Linked DNA regions of Homo sapiens: region 2 is linked to region 1. The links are chromatin loops, found by intact Hi-C in ENCODE. Cell type or tissue: K562. All regions are shown on one strand. Each heading gives the region's core, and the rest is flanking DNA. Links, peaks and the distances in the headings are about the cores only.

Evidence for each region. Peaks named below come from ENCODE experiments on the same cell type or tissue, not always from the same donor. Only the 100,000 strongest peaks of a DNase experiment are listed, where the experiment ranks them.
Region 2: a loop joins it to region 1, with 3 times the contacts of the local background. A loop is called at or near these places in 3 of 110 quality-filtered maps.

Annotation. Positions count from the first base shown.
Region 1 is chr4:80,210,887-80,220,068 of GRCh38, forward strand. No RefSeq gene overlaps it. Among named protein-coding and RNA genes, the nearest start is that of PRDM8, 18 kb to the left of the region's middle. In K562, for the core only: a CTCF peak has its summit at 4,766 (motif pointing left); DNase peaks (open chromatin) are centred at 1,205 and 4,735.
Region 2 is chr4:80,138,187-80,147,368 of GRCh38, forward strand. No RefSeq gene overlaps it. Among named protein-coding and RNA genes, the nearest start is that of PRDM8-AS1, 55 kb to the right of the region's middle. RefSeq lists a cis regulatory region at 5,113-5,533. In K562, for the core only: no CTCF peak of the experiment used is centred there; a DNase peak (open chromatin) is centred at 5,335.

The sequences.
Region 1 (9,182 bases), core at 823-8,822:
TTTTTAAGCAATTGATGACTTTTTTCTCTCTCAAACAAATGAATAAAGTCCTGTTTTACACTCTGGCAAAATTTCACTGGGTCTTTGAGAAAGACAAACAGAGCCAAACAGTGACACCCAGCCCCCAAATGGATGCAAATCATGTAATTAGAAAAATTTTAGTATCCATAGTGTTCAGTTCTTCTTTAGGCTAAGAGGTCCAGCGTCAGGGCTAAGCGAAGGAGGAGGAAAGAAAATAAAGGAAATATTCCTGCAAGGTCCTTCCTAGAAAGATAAGAGTTAGCCTTCAGGAAGGAGTAAATTGACTTTTTCATTAAAATGCTTTTGTAGACAGTGCTAGTTTAACTATTTGCTTTAGCAGGGCTAGGTGGATAAATGGTGAATGCCATGAAGCTTATTTTCAGGGACATTCGATCTGCTCCCTAAATTCCATCTCAGAACCTCCCATTTTCAATCGTCTCTTACCTTTAGGCTCTCTTAGATTTCCCTGAGTTCTATCCCCTCCAACAAAGAGGTAGTATCCAAAATTGCCACCTGTGTGAATAAACAGCAAAAAAAAAAAAAAAAAAAAGTCTGAATTTACATGAAGGTATTTGCTTCTCCATTTGCTTTTTAAAGCTTAATTTCTAATTTTGGAGCAGTCTAAGTAAAGATGAAGGATCGATATGCAGAGGTACTTCTCCACCAGGGTAATAATGCCTAAAACTCCTTCCAAATCAGAGGTATTTGACTTTGAGGCTGCATCTGAAAGTATTTATTAAACCTCCAAACATGCCTAAACTTAAAGCCAGGGAGATATTTAGGAAACCTAACATTCAAAAATCTAATTCCAAGCATAGTAAAGCTAATAGCATGGTAAAACAAGTCTCATCAAGTTATATGATTGCCAGCAGCTCACATTTGAATTTCTTAAATCCTTTAAATATTCAAAATACATTTATTTATAACAACTCAGAAATAGAAACTTGGAATTTTAGATATATATATTTCTCATATATATATTTCAGATATATATATATATATATATATATATATATATATATATTCACAAGTTACTCTCTTCTCTGGGATGGGGGCTTTCCTTTGAATACATTTCAGGAGAAGAAATTTAAAGTTTAATGTACAATTTCTGAGTGCCTGTCATACTGGCTCTTTACAGCAGCCTGCTCGAAGACCCAGGCACATGGCCAAATAGAAAATCAGATAAGGATGCTAAAAAGAGGGGACCTCTGGCAATGACTTCCCCATGTTATTGACTCCATAAGAAAAGGCTCAAAAAGAAGATAATTTCCCCCAATCCTTCCATCCTCAGAAAATTTTATTATAAACCATAGATAATAAGAGCTCACAAGGAAAGAAAAAGTAATACTATCCATAGGACACTGTAGAGTTAGATCACACAGGGAGAGACCTTTCTAAATCACCAAGGTAGCTGTTAAAAATGCAGTTTCCCATAGGCACCCTCAGAGATTTGATGAATCTTATGTGGGACCTAGAATCTTGCATTTTCAGCAACCAGCACCAGATGATTTTAGAGTAGGTGGCTCTTGATCCTCACTTTTGAAACACCGAAGAGAGGTTAGAACTAGCCCTATGATGACTTAAATTAAAATGTAGGAGTACATCAGTCTAGAAAATAGCTATGTTCCAGAAATATGGACAGTAAATTGAATTATGTTGTTGTAAATACAGACTTTTAAAAAAACTTCATTTATGTTCTATCTTTGTTTCAGATTGATTTTCACATTTTACTCCTCCTTGCCCACTCAAGTTAGGGTCATTAGTAAGAACAAGAAAAATGTAATTGCATGAGCAAGTACCTATTCAAGAAAATGTTTAAGCTAAATCTTTATGGAAAATATAGTGTGCATCTACCATCACCCTCTGAGGAATTTGCTTTTTATTTTTTGGATTTTTTTTTTTTTTTGGGATGGAGGTTCACTCTTGTTGCCCAGGCTGGAGTGCAATGGTGCAAACTCAGCTTACTGCAACCTCCACCTCCCGGGTTCAAGCGATTCTCCTGCCTCAGCCTCCCAAGTAGCTGGAATTACAGGCGCCCGCCAAAACGCTGGGCTAATTTTTTGTATTTTTAGTAGAGACGGGGTTTCACCGTGTTGGCCAGGCTGGTCTTGAACTCCTGACCTCAGCTTATCCACCTGCCTTAGCCTCCCAAAGTGCTGGGAATTTTTTGGATTTTTACACATTCATTTTCTAAAATTGTTTCACAACTTATTTGTATGTGTGTGTTCACGAACCTCACCAATTCAGGCTCTGACATCAAGCTCCCAAGAGCTGTCTGAAGCTATGTTTTTCAAATGAATAATAACAGCAGAATTGAAAACTCTTGAGCTAACATTTTGCTCTCAACTCCAGCCTGCTAGTCAACTACTGCTGCTTCTCTGCCAGCTGATGACTGCACGGAGGCTGCCACTTTCTGATGGTGAGTGACTCTAGGCCTCAAGTGATTCAGACGCCACTGACTCTTGCTGCAGAAACTTTTGGTACTAGGGAAACAGACTCTTCCATTCACTTCACGTCACTTAACTTTCTACTGCAGTGTCCATTCACCTAGGACTCAGGCCTGAGTCTGAGGAGGTGGGGCCAAAGGAGCACCAGGTATAATGCAGTATTCACAATCACCCATCAGTTCTGATGTTGCTTATTATTTCCAAACACAATAAGGGCTCTTGGAATGCAACCCTTATATAAACATAGCTGTGATGATCCTGCCTTCTAGATGTGTCAGCACATGCCTGAAAGAAAGAGTAGGTGCCCTCTAATTCTGGGGCCACGGCTACACAGTTGCTAAATAAAGTCTAAAGTCCACACAGTTGCTTATAAGCACAAAGAATCCTGCTAAGAAATTAGATTAGAAGTCAGATTAAACATTTATTCTCATTCTGCCTCCACCATTCTCCAGCTGTGTAACCTTGAATGAACTAACTTCTCTAAACTCCAGTCTTCTCATCTGTAAATGAGAGAGTTAGATGAGATCAGAGATTCTCAGACTTCAGAATTTGTAATAATTACTAGGGAGAGTGGTAAATAGGCTTGGCTCTAATTTCTGGAGATTCAGAATGAGGGCAGCAGTGGCTAGGATACTGATTTTTTTTTTTTTTTAATAGGGACTCACTCTGTCACCTGGGCTAGAGGGCAATGGTGTGATCATAGCTCACTGCAGCCTCCAACTCCTGGGCTCAGGCAGTCCTCTGTCTCAGCCTCCCGAGTAGCTGGGACTACAAGTGCATGTCACTGTGCCTGGATAATTTTATTTTAAATTTGTATAGATGGGGTCTTGCTTTGTTACCTAGGCTGGTCTTGAACTCCTGGTTTCAAGCAATCTTCCGGCCTTGGCCTCCAGAAGTTCTGGGAATTACAGGAAAGAGCCACACTGCACCTGGCCTGTGATTTGCATTTTAATAAACCCTCTGGATGATTCTCTAACCACGTCTGGGAAATATTTGTCTAAATCAATGATTATTCATTGTGGTCCTATTAGAAACATTTAGAAAGTATTAAAAATATACTAGTGACTGGTCCCTCTCCAAATTAATTCATCATAATATCTGGGTATTTTGTCAGGGCATTGCTAGTGCCTCAAAAAAATCTTTGTGCATCAAGGGTCAAGAATCAGTGGATTAAATAATCTATAAGAACTTTTCTCAGCTTTTGAATTACAACTTCCAACCTAGCATTCTTGGTTCTATATCACAATACGTCGGTTATAAATGTGGAGTATGCTGTGTATGCAGACTTGCTAGTTATTATGAGCTGAATTATGCCCCTCCCCTCACCCAAGTTCATATGTTGAGGTCTTAACGCCCAACACCTTGGAATGTGACTGTATTTGGATTTAGGGCCTTTAAAATTAAGTTATTGGTTGGGTCCTAATCCAATAGGGCTGATGTCCTTATATGAAGGGTAGATTAGGACACAGATAACACAGACAGAGGGGCGACTATGTGAGGATACAGTAAGAAGGTGACCATTTGCAAGCCAAGGAGAGAGACCACGGAAGAAACCAAACCTGTCAACACTTTGTTCTTGGCCTTCTAGCCTCCGGAATTGTGAGGAAATGAATTTCTGTTGTTTAAGTCACCCAATATGTGGTATTTTGTTATGGCAGCCCTGAGAAACTAATACACTAGTCAAATAGTTCACTGAAACCTATCTTACTTTGAAGAAAATAATGTTCGTCTAATTAGTTCAGAAACAACATATCTCTAAGTATCGACATAAATACACTAAATTAAAGGCTTAACTATACAAAAATAAGTGATTTTGTAGTTTTTTCCCCCAAAGTCATGATTGAAAACAGGTTATGGAAATAAGTAATGCCTTTTAAAATATCATGATCTAACCTTGAGGATGATGTTTTAAATAAAAGGATTAAGAAAGAGCAGGACTAGAAATAATTTCAGTGCTTTTCACTACCAATAATGAATAGCAAACCCAATTTCAATTAAATCAACAAACAACTACCAAATGTTTAACGTTATCTGGTAAGATATAATGTAAATTTTAATTATGAACATATATGAAGCAGAATCTGTTATTTTAGTTTTGATGCCAGGTTTTTATAAAACCACCCTGTCTATTCCCCTCGTATATCCCAATTTCTTAAGTGTCTTCCTTAAGGTTTCCTCAATCTTAACTTTCATCGTATCTATTCAAAGTAAAAATACTAGAGATCCATTTAAAATCAGAGCCCGGGAAAGAACAAACTATTAAAGAAAAAGATATATTGCCACCTAGTGGAAGACAGGCGGAATCATCTTCTTGTAATTCAAGTTTTAAACCACAGAATGGTTAGTACAAGCAATGTTTTTAAATGGTTTTTGATAGTGTGTAATTATGCTTTGTTATTTAAAAGATGTCTTTCCTGTTTAGCTGCTAAATCACTTTTAACTTTTGAGTTATATATTTAGCAATCACTTAAAGGTATACGCTGCTGCTATATATATTGAGCAATAAAGTTGAACATAGTCTTTCTCAAAAACATTGAGCTAGAATGCTAAAAACACTTACAGGTAATTCTGAAAAATATTTACCACCCACAGAATGTCAGTAGTATGGTAAACAGCCAATGTAAACATAGCTGACCAAACATTGGTAAGTCACTTCTCTGGACCTGTTTCCTCATTTAAAACAATGGGGTTACACTATGTAATTTATAAAATATTTTCAATTCTAATATAATTAGATTAAGTAGTTATAATATACACTTATATTTATTATGTTTTAGGTCTCTGTAATAGTTAGGTGAGTGACCAAACTTGGTTTAGAAAGTAGTATTGGTGAATTATTTGGTGTGTGTCCTTGAAATAACATTTCAGCATAGAACTAAAAGAAGTTTATTAATGGGAAGGAACTTCCTATCTATTTATTTGGTTGCCAGGTTTCCAGAGTTTTTTTTTCCATGAGAGTAAGGTGACCTGGCTAATTTTAACTTCAGCAATTACACTCTATCCAGCTAAATTATCCTTGCAACTTTTATTTGAGTATAACATCGTTTATTGTTTCCTGTCCTAAACTTTTAGGAAGTTGTTATTAACTGATTTACTCTTGTTGACCTTTAACAAATACACAGGATGATATTAACTACTGGTAATTCTATAAGAGCCTTTCTTTCTATAGGCCAGGAAAGGAAAGGGGAGTTTAAAGATACTTCCCTTTTAGTTGCCCTTGGTATGTCCCAAGAATGTCACAATCCTTAATTAGTTAACCATATGATGTGCAGGACCTCTGAAAAGATTTTATTTCAGATGGTATAACGCAAGGAGCTTAAGTTATCAAATTGTTCTTGCTCCAATTGTTGGATACAATTTCCTTCTGTACAGTATTTAGAAGTGTCACCAAAAGACTTCCCTTTCAAACAGAATGAACTTAATGTGAAAATGTCAATAAGTCTAATAAAAATAAGGAAGCATGGTAAATTAGTAGGTGTCTTGAAATACTACCGAGAGGAAGTTTGCTATCAGCACTCAACTTTTAAATAATTAGTTGTGAGAAACTGCATATTATAATACATGATCATTAATAAAATAGAGTACTTAGAAAAAAATTGATATCAAACTTCTGTTTGAGGCTTTGTCCAGAGATAAGACACACAGGGAGGCTAATTATAATATTTCTAGTAACTTTTCTCACTTTTTCCTTCTATCCTATCACCACACACACACACAAAAAGAAAAGAAAACGAAAAAGACAAAAAAAGGTTAATTTTTCAGTTTACATTTATTCTGAATAAAGTTTGGAAAAATAAATTTGGAATGAAGTCCCAAATGTGAAGCTGGAAACTACCCGCCTTGTTAGAATATTTTAACTGCTTCTCTCAACTGCATTTTCTATACAAATTATATGGTCATCAGATTCAACTAGTTTGAGAAGTAAAAGTTTCCATTTATAATGTGAAATACTCTTTCTCCTGTCAGCTTGTGTAGCTGCCTCACATCACTTTCATTATCCGTGGCACCAGCCTTTTATATATTGTCTTCAAATTATTCAGGTAGGTAGCTTCAGCAATTTATATACATTTATATATATATATATATATATATATATATAAATGTATATAAACATGCAGTACCTCTTTTAAATATATATAAAATAATGCAGTACCTCTTTTAAATATATATTTATATATATTTTATATATATATAATTTGAAACAACAGTTGGATGTGACTAGAACAAATTGAAAGTAATCACACATGTCATTAGAGAAACAATTTCTGTAGGTTTCAAAACCCTCTTAGATTGACCTATGTCTTAAATTTCAACATAATTTAATATATCTGTTCCTTGAACAGATACATATGTCAACTGATTACCATTATCATTCTCTTTAAGATAGCATTATTTCCTTAAATTGTATTGGTAGCAGTACCAAATAACAAGCATAATGATGAGATGATGCCCTACCTAGTAATCTGTGTTGGTCTCTTTACTGTTGCTTATACCACAGTACCTGAAACTAGGTAATTGGTAAAGAAACGGAACTTATTTCTTACAGTTGTTGAGGCCGGGAAATCCGAGGTGGATGAGGCACATCTGGTGAGAGCTTCTTGCTGGTGGAGACTCTCTTTGGTGGGGCGTCACATGGTGAGGGGACTGAGCATGTTGATGTCCTTGCTCGGGTCTCTCTTTCTTTTCTTATAAGCCACCAGTTTCCCTATCATGATAACCCGCTAATCCATTAATCCATGAATAGATAAATCAATTCATGAAGGCAGAACCCTCATGAGTCAGTCACCGCCTCTCAGTACTGCCACATTGAAGACTGAGTCTCAACATGAGTTTTGAAGGGAACATTCAAACCATAGCATAACCTATAATTAAAATATTCCATTCCAGTTAAAGAAGGCATTCTAAGTGGAGACCTGTGGAATGGATACTTTAAAAGGTAACTTTGTTCTGACTTTATTATTTTTTTTTTCATTTTATTACTCAAATGCACATTCATTTGATACACATTTCAGGGAAGGTGAATTTAGAAAGTTAAAGGATCTTTGCCATGGTAAATGAGAAGAGATTTCTGAAGTTATACATGTTAAATTTCATGTATTTTCTGTGGCTTATAATAGTAAGAAGCTGTAGTGTAATGAAGTACTTTGGAAATGCTGCTGGTACTCAGAATTTGGAAAGTGTTAAGATGAAAAATGTCTAAGAAACATAGGCATACTAAAATGCTTTTTTTTTTCCTGGTAAAATATCAGTATGCTTAGGTATAAAATGTTTTATTAACCCTCAATTGTATTGTATGCACTTATAAACATGCATGATAATAAGCTTATTTATATTCAACCAAACATTTATTTGGCAAGCAGCCGAGGATATTCTAGTGTTCTAAAGTCAAAAAAATGCCTCAGAGATTCAAAGCCTTTTGTTTCTTTTTCAATATCCCAAAGCATAGCAATTCTTTGTCTTCTTTTTGCTGCATTCTAAAAGTATATTAATTGACAACCTACACAAGCCACCTGAAAGCTTTCTATATCTACATTAAAAGCAGATTCTTCATTTGGGAATTATATTTGATATCTTTAATATCTTTGTGTATTTGAGTGGATGTATTTGACTTCTAGGTAGACTGAGAAAAGTCACAAGTGGCAGTTTTTGTTTTGTTTGTTTTGTTTTCTTTTTAGTATAATACATTGGTGGGACAGAACTTGCTAAGTCGGAGTTCAGAATTATTGGTTAGGCAGCTAATAAAAATGATTATTCAGATATTGAGAGTCCTGATGGCTTAAGGAGTGACCACTGCCCTTCTTTGCCCCTCTAGACTGTCTTGGGAAGTAGAACAAAAACAGGTACAGTGGAGTCAGAAAGACCGTGGCACTCCCTGTACCATTCAGTGGTTGTGCTCTGTTGGAATGAGTGCTGTTGACAAGTCGCCTTACTTATCTGAATCTCAGTTTTCTTCCCGGTAAACTGGAATATTGACAACTATATATGGTTGTGGTAAAGATTAGAGATAAAATATGGAAGTCCAAGTCAAATGATAGGCTGATAGGCACTAGATATATTGAATATATTATTTTCATAATCCTCCTCTGTAGGTCTTTGTGAATCTTCCATTGCCTTGCGGTTTCTAAACTTTAGGGCTATAAACCCTTTTGTTTGTTTTGTGAATAAAAAGAGAGGTGTTTCCTGTGTTCTTTCTGTGCAGTAAAGAAGATGTTGGGAAACTATGAAAGGAGATGTCCTGGGATACAGCTTGTTCATTTTCATGAAACTGGTAGGTGGAAAATTAACTAAGACAAATCAACTTGGGATGTGAACCATGGGCTCCTCTACTCCTCAGAATAGAGTCCTTATTTTCCCCAAACATCTTGAGTAAAAACCCATTCCCCCAGACTCGTTTGGAATCTCAGCACTCAGGAGTTCCCTTCCCTGGTGGTCTGGTGGAGCCCAGGAATGCTGGCCTTTAGGGCACACAGCCAGACCTGTTTGCTCACTCATGCTTGGAGTGAGCAGCATGGGAGGTCCTGATAAGCTGGCTACTAAAGGATGCAAGATGCATTCTGAGCGGTTGTATCCACTAGTGAGACAAGTCGTCAAATGGTCACTAAGGAATCTGTATTCTAAAAGAATAAAGGCATATTATCCTATGAAAGCCCTAAAAATGATTCTATGTAAAATATTTTCAAATATCTATATGACTTTGGAGAAAAACCAGCTAAT
Region 2 (9,182 bases), core at 722-8,721, 73 kb before region 1:
TTATGGGGAAGAATTAAACCTTACATGTATTATTTCAGTGTATAACACAGTTTTGAATTAATGTGATTTAGAAAATGGATGAACTAAATCAACTGTTGTAGAAGGTGAAACAATATTTAAAGAGACCTTTAACTTTCCACATTGAGACCCTGTAGAAAATTGCTACCTTTCTCAACAAAAGACAAAAAAGGGACAATCTCCACAGTAGTGAATTTGAGATTCCTCTTGTAGATTCCTTTACTCTTAAACTACTACCACAACAGATCATGTAAGTGCTATGGTCTCTTAAAATTAAGAACCAGTTGTGAATATCAAATCTTTTACTTAATATCCATGAGCACAATAGAGAACAAACTAGAACATTTCAACAAGATTTTATTTAATGCCAGAGGATAACAAAACAAAAATATGCACAGAAAAACCTGGACTTAGAGAATCTGGCCTACAAATTACAACTTTTTTTTCTAGAGCTTAAGTTCCTCATCCCATCCAAATTCTGACTGGCCTCCAAGAAAGAGGTTCTTGTTAATATCCACCCCTAAATAACTTAAGTTTTCACATTCAGTTTCCTCCCTGGGGACTGCCCTCAAAGTCAGTGCAATATAAAGAAAATTTTGACCGGATCGGTGGAGAGATGGATAGGTAGTAGACACATACATACATATATAGATACATAGATAAATAGATTAAAATAAATTAGATATCTAAAAATAGATATAGATTAAAACAAAAATACAGACATACAGATATATCTGACAGTTCTGGAATTTGAAAGCATTGCAAATGATTGTTTAGTTATACCAAGCCAACAGTTAAGCCACATATTGATGGGATGAATGTGGCAAATGTTTTTCTTCTTTTTAATATTTTCTGAATCATACTTGGAGCAGATGCTTTGTAAGCCTTGTACCACATCCTGTCAGTTCACATGAGGGTTTCAGCTGCAGCTGTGGTGGAAAGACAGATCTTGTGCAAGCTGCAGGCATCTTTACCTGTCTCAAACTTCTGCTCTTGCCACCCCACCTTTCTTCATTATGCTGCCACAGGAGGCAGCCCAGAAGTTGGGGGAAGTTAACCCTCCACCAATTGAGGAGAGTCAATAGAAAAAGGACCCTGTCCCCTGTCCTCCCAGTCTCCTGGTCCTTTGGAGTGATAATTGTGAGTGCATTTTACATGGCTCCTGAGAGGATCCCCAGTAGGATCAAGCTCCAGTTGTACATACCAACACAATAATACATCACTTACCAACTTTCCATCATTTCTTGCCTCATTCTCCTCATTTTAAGCCATGATTCCTCCCCACCACTACCAAATAAACTGACATAATTCAAAGTTATGTCTCAGATTCTGCCTAAGGAAACCCAAATTAATACAGTATCTGTATATCAGATTGAACAACACACTTCTCATTAAACAGTACATTTTACCACCTGAAAAAAATGACAAATTATCATAATAGCATTTAGCAATGATAACCATGGGTATCATGAACGCCATTAACAAATAAAAGAAAAACAGTGTTCACCCATTAAGAATGATATTGTAAGGAGCTGAAATCATAGAATGATGGAAAGTATAACACAGTTCTGCCAAAGTTGTGAAAATATGTGCTTGTTGTGGTAAAAAAAAAAAATGCAAATCTAACTCTAGATATAAAATTGTGGAAGGGGAACTATATTCATGACGAGAAGTTACATAACATCACAATAGTCGTCATTTGTGAGTAACTACATTCAAATCAGAAAAGCCTTGTAAATTTTAAGCTATGTTCTTATGGTTTAAAGGTACAACAATGTTGGGATGGGAGTAATAAACAGCACCCTCTTTCATAGCCTCATTTTGGACTAATTAAGAAGAATCAAGCAGACAGAAATTTAAATATCCCTTTTATTACTTTGAATGCCCCACAGGTTAGGGCCTTTTCTCATATTTACTCATTCAGTCACAGAAAAACTGGCTACCGTAAGCATCCCGAAGTGGAAGGTTTGCCCTGTAAAACTTATGCCAGGAGGAACCAAACTTCTCTGTGCAGCTAGATCGCAAAAGAAATAAGAGATGTGAGGACTAAAATACACCTTCCTAGTTCCTCCTTCCAAACTCAGCTTTTAAAGAAGTCACTCTTTCTTCTGTAATGAGGAGTAAGGAAGAGGATCATGAATGTCACCATGGGAAGAGGCCATGAATGTCATACTAGTTAGTACTCTCCATGTAGAATGAGACTCAGGCCTGGGGAAAGAGCAAGCTGTCAGCCCCCAGCAGACTGGACAGTGGTTGCTATGGATCTGTCACCAGATGAATTATCCCACAATCTCCTACAACTCTCAGCATTTTCTACTTCTAGTTTCTCTACAGAAAAGAAAGTATTTGTTTCTTAAAGTGGGTTTGGTCGGGCACAGTGGCATTCACCTATGGCCCCAGCTACTCTGAAGGCTAAGGCTGAAGGATTATTTGAGCCCAGGAGTTAGAGGTTATGTTACACTATGATTGTGCCTGTCAATAGCTACTGAACTCCAGCCTGGGCAACATAGCGAGATCTTGTCTTTAAAAGTAAACAAACAAATAAATAAATAAAATCTACATTTTAAAAGTGGATTGAGTCTTTACAACATAGGGATGTCCAGGGAGCTTTAATGTATCAATAAGAGTATCCTTAATGTCCAATTTACTTATCTAATTAAAACATTGAACATGTAATAGTCTTTCAAGCATTAAAAATTATCATTCCTGTAAATATCTACACTGTATTTACATAATTAATAAATCAACATTTATCCAAATATTTGAACATTGACTACAAACTTATTTACTTGTATTACTGTAAAATTCAATTTAAAACAAATCTACTATATTATAATCTCCTGATAATGCTTTAAACTCCTTAATAGACAAAGCACATGCTCAAAATAACAATAATTTGAATTTATTATTGCATTTATACAAAAACCAAAAAATTTAAAGCATTTCAAATTTTTTCTGGAATTTAAAATCCACATTTTATTTCTTTATTAGCTCTCTTCTTATTCTATTGCTTGTGCTTATTCTTATCTATGGGTTAGAGTGAGGTTAGCAGACAAAACTTCCTAGCACAAATCTTAACAGACACAAACGAAAAAGAGTTCTATTTCTAGCCTAAGCAGCTAATTCTGCACTATCTGTCAATAGATTCCTGATTGGGATATGGGCCAAATATACACCTAAACTTCATTTCCCTAACATTATCATTCTTGGTGTACTAATTACTATTGCTGCATAACAAATTATTCTTGAAACTTAATGGCTTAAAACAAAACTATTATCTCACAGTTTCTGTGGGTCAGAAATCTGGGGACAGCTAAGCTGGGTCCAAGATAAATTTCCAATTATATCTCATTATAATTAGTAGAGTCATCAAGAAGTCTCATGTCCTAGGAGATAAAGGGTAAATCATGTGAAGATGAAGTTCCTCTGTAAGACACTTACCTCAGTATATACACTTAAACTCTCTTTCTATGTGGTTATTGAGAATTTGACTAGTGGTGTTGATTATGGGTAGCCACCAGTACTGATCAGTACTTTTTGTTTATTCCTATTTTTCCAGGAACCATTTGTTTCACACATTGTTCTCTGTATTACTCATATTTACCCAGAGAGAAAAATACGTCACCATAATTTGTAAAATTCATACGTTTAATGGAAGGAGCAAAACTGTTCTCTACTTATTAAAATTATTTTTGAAACATAATCCTATTCTGCTATATTCTCTTGCTTTTTTGTTTTCAAATTTTCACACAACTTTTTCTTTTTGATATGTTATTGTGAATTCATAGGCTTTCATACAATGTATGTCAATTAATAATTATTATTGTGATTTGATGCTCAATTTTTAATAAACAGTAGATTTTTCATTAAATAGCTCCTTTATCCTTTCAGGCTTTACCCCCTGACATTTGTAAAAACATCTTTTCTCTCTGGCAAAAACTGTATGTTTCAGACATATTGCTTCAAATCCTAACTTCTTCCTGCTTCAAGTCATTGAAACAGCTACCCTCTAAGGAGTCATGATTCCCTTCAATGAAAAACAGCATCAAAAAAAAAAAAATTCTGGGCATTAGTGGTACACACATTTGTGCTGTTGTAAGAGAGAGGGCTAATAATTGTTAGATTTTAGAAAAAGATACAGAAAGAGTTTACCTTTTTAAGGCCAAGTTTCAAGGTGATTTTCCTAATCTAATATGTTTAATATTACGTTGTTTTATTTTACTTTTTAAAAATGAGTTTTTGCAGACTACTAACAATTTCTAGGACATGAAAGGCAATCAGGTGAGTAAAGCTCACCATTCATAGTTTCCTAATGAGGAAATGAAGAACTTCCTGATTTAGTCCAAGCAACTCACGTCAACAGAATTGTAAAACTCATTTCAGTTCAGTAAACATTATTGAGCAATCTTTGTGTGCACCCTCACCATTTCTCAAAATGTGCATTCCTGTGATTTTTTTTCTCTATGATTTAGCAGCTTCTCAGTGATAAAGTGCAAAGGCTTTTCACTCATGCCTGTTTAAAACTGCTTTTAGGTAAAGAAAGAAAAATCTGTATGGAATGTCTCCAAACTCATCAACCATTGTTAGTATTTGGGAAGCACATCCACCATCTCTAACACTTCTCCTAAATACAGACAAATATCTTTACTTTTATAATTTCTACCATTTCCTCTACCAACCACTATCCCCCTACTCTTTCTACATTTTAAGGGGTAAACATTGTTATATACACAGAAGATAGAATAAACCACATATGCAGTGACATGCATGTGTGAGTGTGTGTGTTTATATGTATAGTTGGGTAATGTTTTTTGCATACCTTCTGTGGCAAACATTGTTATTTGGCTGAGCCAATATTCACTCCTATCCTCATTTGCTCTTGCTGCTTCACGTGGTAGCAGGTAGGAAAACTAAATTCTCACTTGAATGATCACCAGCACAATTAGGCCATGTGACATCATCTGGAAAATGAGATAAGAGTTGCTAAATCTACTTGCAATTGAATCTTTATTTTAGAATATTTTTCTGGAGGAAACCAAAGTAAGGCAACAACGGAAAGGTGATAGCTTTTGTAGTACCCTAGCAACACAAAAAGCCTTACTTATGGTGAATTGGGATGAACTACAGGTGAAAGAGGATATGTGGTATGTGCAACATCTCAAGGGTTTGAGAGTAAAGGAAAAAATAAGATCTGTGGAGGTGTTTGTGTGTTCTTGTGCCATAAAAGTGGCAAAGGAAGATAAGAGTAAATCACAAAGTCAGATCACTCAACTATCAACTCAGAACACAGTGTGGAAACCACTGGTCTGGTGTGACAGTACTTAAAGAGACCCTTATCTCCAGCAGCCAGAGGACAGACTCTGCTAAAATTAGGCTATGGATTTTACTGGGAAAGTAAAAGTTACAAATAAGGCTAACTGTACAATCCATTAGCGATTCCCTATGTTACAGTCCTGGCCCTGATAAGAAAAATAGAAAACTAAAATTTAAAATAAGAATATCTGAGTATATACACATGAATATATTACACCACTAAATCTCCCAACACTTTTTAGTTAGCAGAAGCAACTTTTGGCTCTTGGGCAGAGAACAGCCTTTCCTTACCTGGAGACCATGAAAAGGCCCCATCTGAGGCAGGTGCCCCACAAGATGATATCTGACCTTCTGAAGATCTGCTCCCATTTCTGCTCATGGCTTCTAGATAAGTGTTTCTCAAACTATAACATGGATCTGTATCGCCTGGAGGGCTAGTTAAATCATGGGTTACTGAGTCCTCATCCCTAGATTTTCTGATTCAGTAGGCTTGGGATAGGACTTGGAATTTGCATTTCTAACAAATTCCCAGGCAGTACTCCTGGTCCAGAGACTGTGCTTTGAGAACCACTGCCTTAGATCAACAATCAGAAATAACTTTCAACCTAACCCTGACTAGGGAAGTACTATATCTGGTATAAAAGAAAAAGATTACCCCCAAAACCATGGAAGCTGAGGCCGGGTGTGGTGGCTCACGCCTGTAATCCCAGCACTTTGGGAGGTTGAGGTGGGTGGATCACGAGGTCAGGAGTTCAAGTCTAGTCTGGCCAACATGGTGAAACCCCGTCTCTACTAAAAATACAAAAAATTAGCTGGGTGTGGTGGTGTGCACCTCTAATCCCAGCTACTCAGGAGGCTGAGGCAGGAGAATTGCATGAACTCAGAAGGAGAAGGTTGCAGTGAGCCAAGATTGTGCCATTGCACTCCAGCCCAGGCGACAGTGTGAGACTCCGTCTCAAAAAAAAAAAAAAAAAAACCATAGAAGCTGACAAACTTGTATTCAGATCATGACCAAAATGAATCTGTGGGCATAGAGTAGCAAGGGGCAGATATAAAGCTGTTTAAGAGAGTGTGTTGATCTATAGACACTCTTCCATGATCAGGACCCTGGGAGCAAAGATGCTTTGAGCCAATCTTATCTTGCTGCTGGGATAGTCCTTGAAGCATGAAGATGATAATGGCCTACAATAAATGAGGTAGAATTGCTAGAATTGCCTTGGTAGAGTATTGATGATGGGGCCAAAATCTCATATTATTACATATGACAAGAGAACCCACCAGTCATATTCCACAGGAGGGCTAAGAGGATACTTCCTTTATTAAAGCACATCATAATTTATTTAGTAATGCACTCATTGTTGGCTTTCTTTCCTTCCTCATCTCACTTCCCCACTCCCTTACCAGTGTTTCCACAGATTATCTCCCAGATAAGCTACTTGCACTCAAATGTTTGTTTCAAGGGAGGAATACATATTAAGATATACAAGTAAGCAGAGAGGAAAATAAAAAGTTTATTTCCTTTCTCATTTAGGATTCTGGCATGATCATCACCTACATTGCCTGTCATTAACAAAGGATGTCCAGGAGATTAGAATCTGTCATGTGCCCATTAGGCACAAAGAAAAGACCAGGAATAGCACCTGCTGAGTCTTTCTCTTGTGAGGTTTGTAAGAGATTTAGAAATTCTCATGTGAAGTAAATGAGTTAAGAGCCAGATGGCCAGCTAAGGGGGATGAGAAATGTGGTGGCATCATTGTTGAAACTGCTGAGGATTGGTAATGCTGCCAAGACTTAAGGGGGAGGCAGTTCTGTAAGTGGAGGATCCCTGTTCACTGGCCATGCCAAGAGGCCCCACCACAAGTTTCATCAGATGCAGACTTTAGCAGGTGATTCCAGAAGGGTGCCTAGTTGACTATGAGGGACAAAGAACATTTCCCAGAAGCCAGGGAGAACCTAAAGCCCATTTGAGATCAAGCCTACTCCTCCTATGACCGAGAAGACCTATATGCCCTCTTGAATTCAGATGTTATCTTTCAAGCAGAATAGAAGAAGGAATTCTCAAAGAAAGCTGTACTTTGAGATGTCTGAGTAGTTATATTTGATAGGACTGTTTTAAGCCAGAAAAGACTGAGATAATTTTAACTGGAAGTTTAAATTCTGCCACTGCACAATCCATACCATCCAGCACAGGGGGCTCCAGAGGAAGTTTTTACATGAATATCACCTCCACTATATACAGATTTAATGTGTTCAAAGAAATAAGTGTATCCATGCTTTTCTTCACTTGTTATGGGAAAAATGCTTTTGATAAGTAATTTATTTTAAAATGTAGCCCTTGAATATTCCAAGAAGTGCATGTGTACACAGAGACTTTCCAGAGATGTAGAGAAAGAAAAAGGCAAGGGCATCAGCACAGCAGGCTGCATAGACAAAAAAGTCCTTGGGATGCAGCCAGCTGCACTGACCTGAGACCAGGAAAGAAGTGGGGCCATGAGCTAGAGAATTCCAAACCCCAGGAAACCTGAAAGCAGGCCAAAAATGGATAACAACCTTCTCTGTCCCTTTTCCTCTCTCTGGAAACTCTTGTCCTCCCACTCACTTCTCGTGTATCTATCCTATGTCTTCTCTTACCAATTCAGCCACTCTGAACCAAAATATTATTAAGAAAGATAATCCCACATAAAAGGGAACTCTAGATACTTTAGGCCTAAAGAAATTTGTTTAAGAGAAAAAAGTAATGTATATTGAAATCATTAAAATATATTGAATTAAATATTACAAAATGGGTCCTGATACAGCAACCAGAAAAAGCAATGTGAGGATCTCAGAAGTTAACTTGCTCACACAACTGTGAGACTGAGCTTCAAATCCATGTCAGTGTTACAACGCCTTGAATCACAACTCTATAGAGGACTTTACAAAGCGTATATAAAAAATGGTATTGTTATCAGAAATCTAAAACAGAAAAGACAATACCATACATAAAATTTCCTTTACAGGTGGAATCTGATAATTAGTATGGGGAAAGGAAGAATGAGGATTAGGCCATCCATATGGCTGTGAAGTAGAGGAAATGTTGGTAATGAGGGAATCAAGGGGTATCACTAAACCCTCTGTCAAGGAAAGTAGCAAAGTAAAGTAATTAAAGCCCGACTTTGATATCAGATAGGTTGGATTTTAATCTTTGCTCTGTCATCTGCTACCTGTGCAATCTTGAGCAATTTATTTAACCTTTATGAGAATGAATTGAATGTTGTACAGATTAGCTGAGATCATATAAAGTTTCAGGAACATCATAGATACCCAATAATTACTAATTTTTTCACTCCATTCAAACCAGTCCCCTCATCTAAGAGAAGGAGAAGTGGAACATAAGGTAAATTAGACTAAATATACAGGGGAAAAGCTAGAAATCTAGCGAAAAGCACAGAAAGAAGATAGAAAGTCAAAACACTTTGCAGAAGGTGCCTTGATTTTCTATCACATACATTCTGATAAATCAGAATATTTTTATATTTGTATATTTTTATTTCTAATCTAAGATTCCAGGTATTTACATCATTATGACACCTATCAGGTCATTCCCAGCCTCCTCAAAATCCTCTGGAGTGGCTGGGCGTGGTGGCTCAAGCCTGTAATCCCAGCACTTCGGGAGGCCAAGGCGGGCAGATCACCTGAGGTCAGGAGTTCGAGACCAGCCTGGCCAACATGGTGAAACCCCATCTCTACTAAAAACACAAAAATTTGCTGGGTGTGGTGCTGGGTGCTTGTAGTCCCAGCTACTTGGGAGGCTGGGGCAGGAGAATTGCTTGAACCCAGGAGGCGGAGGTTGCAGTGAGCTGAAATCGCAC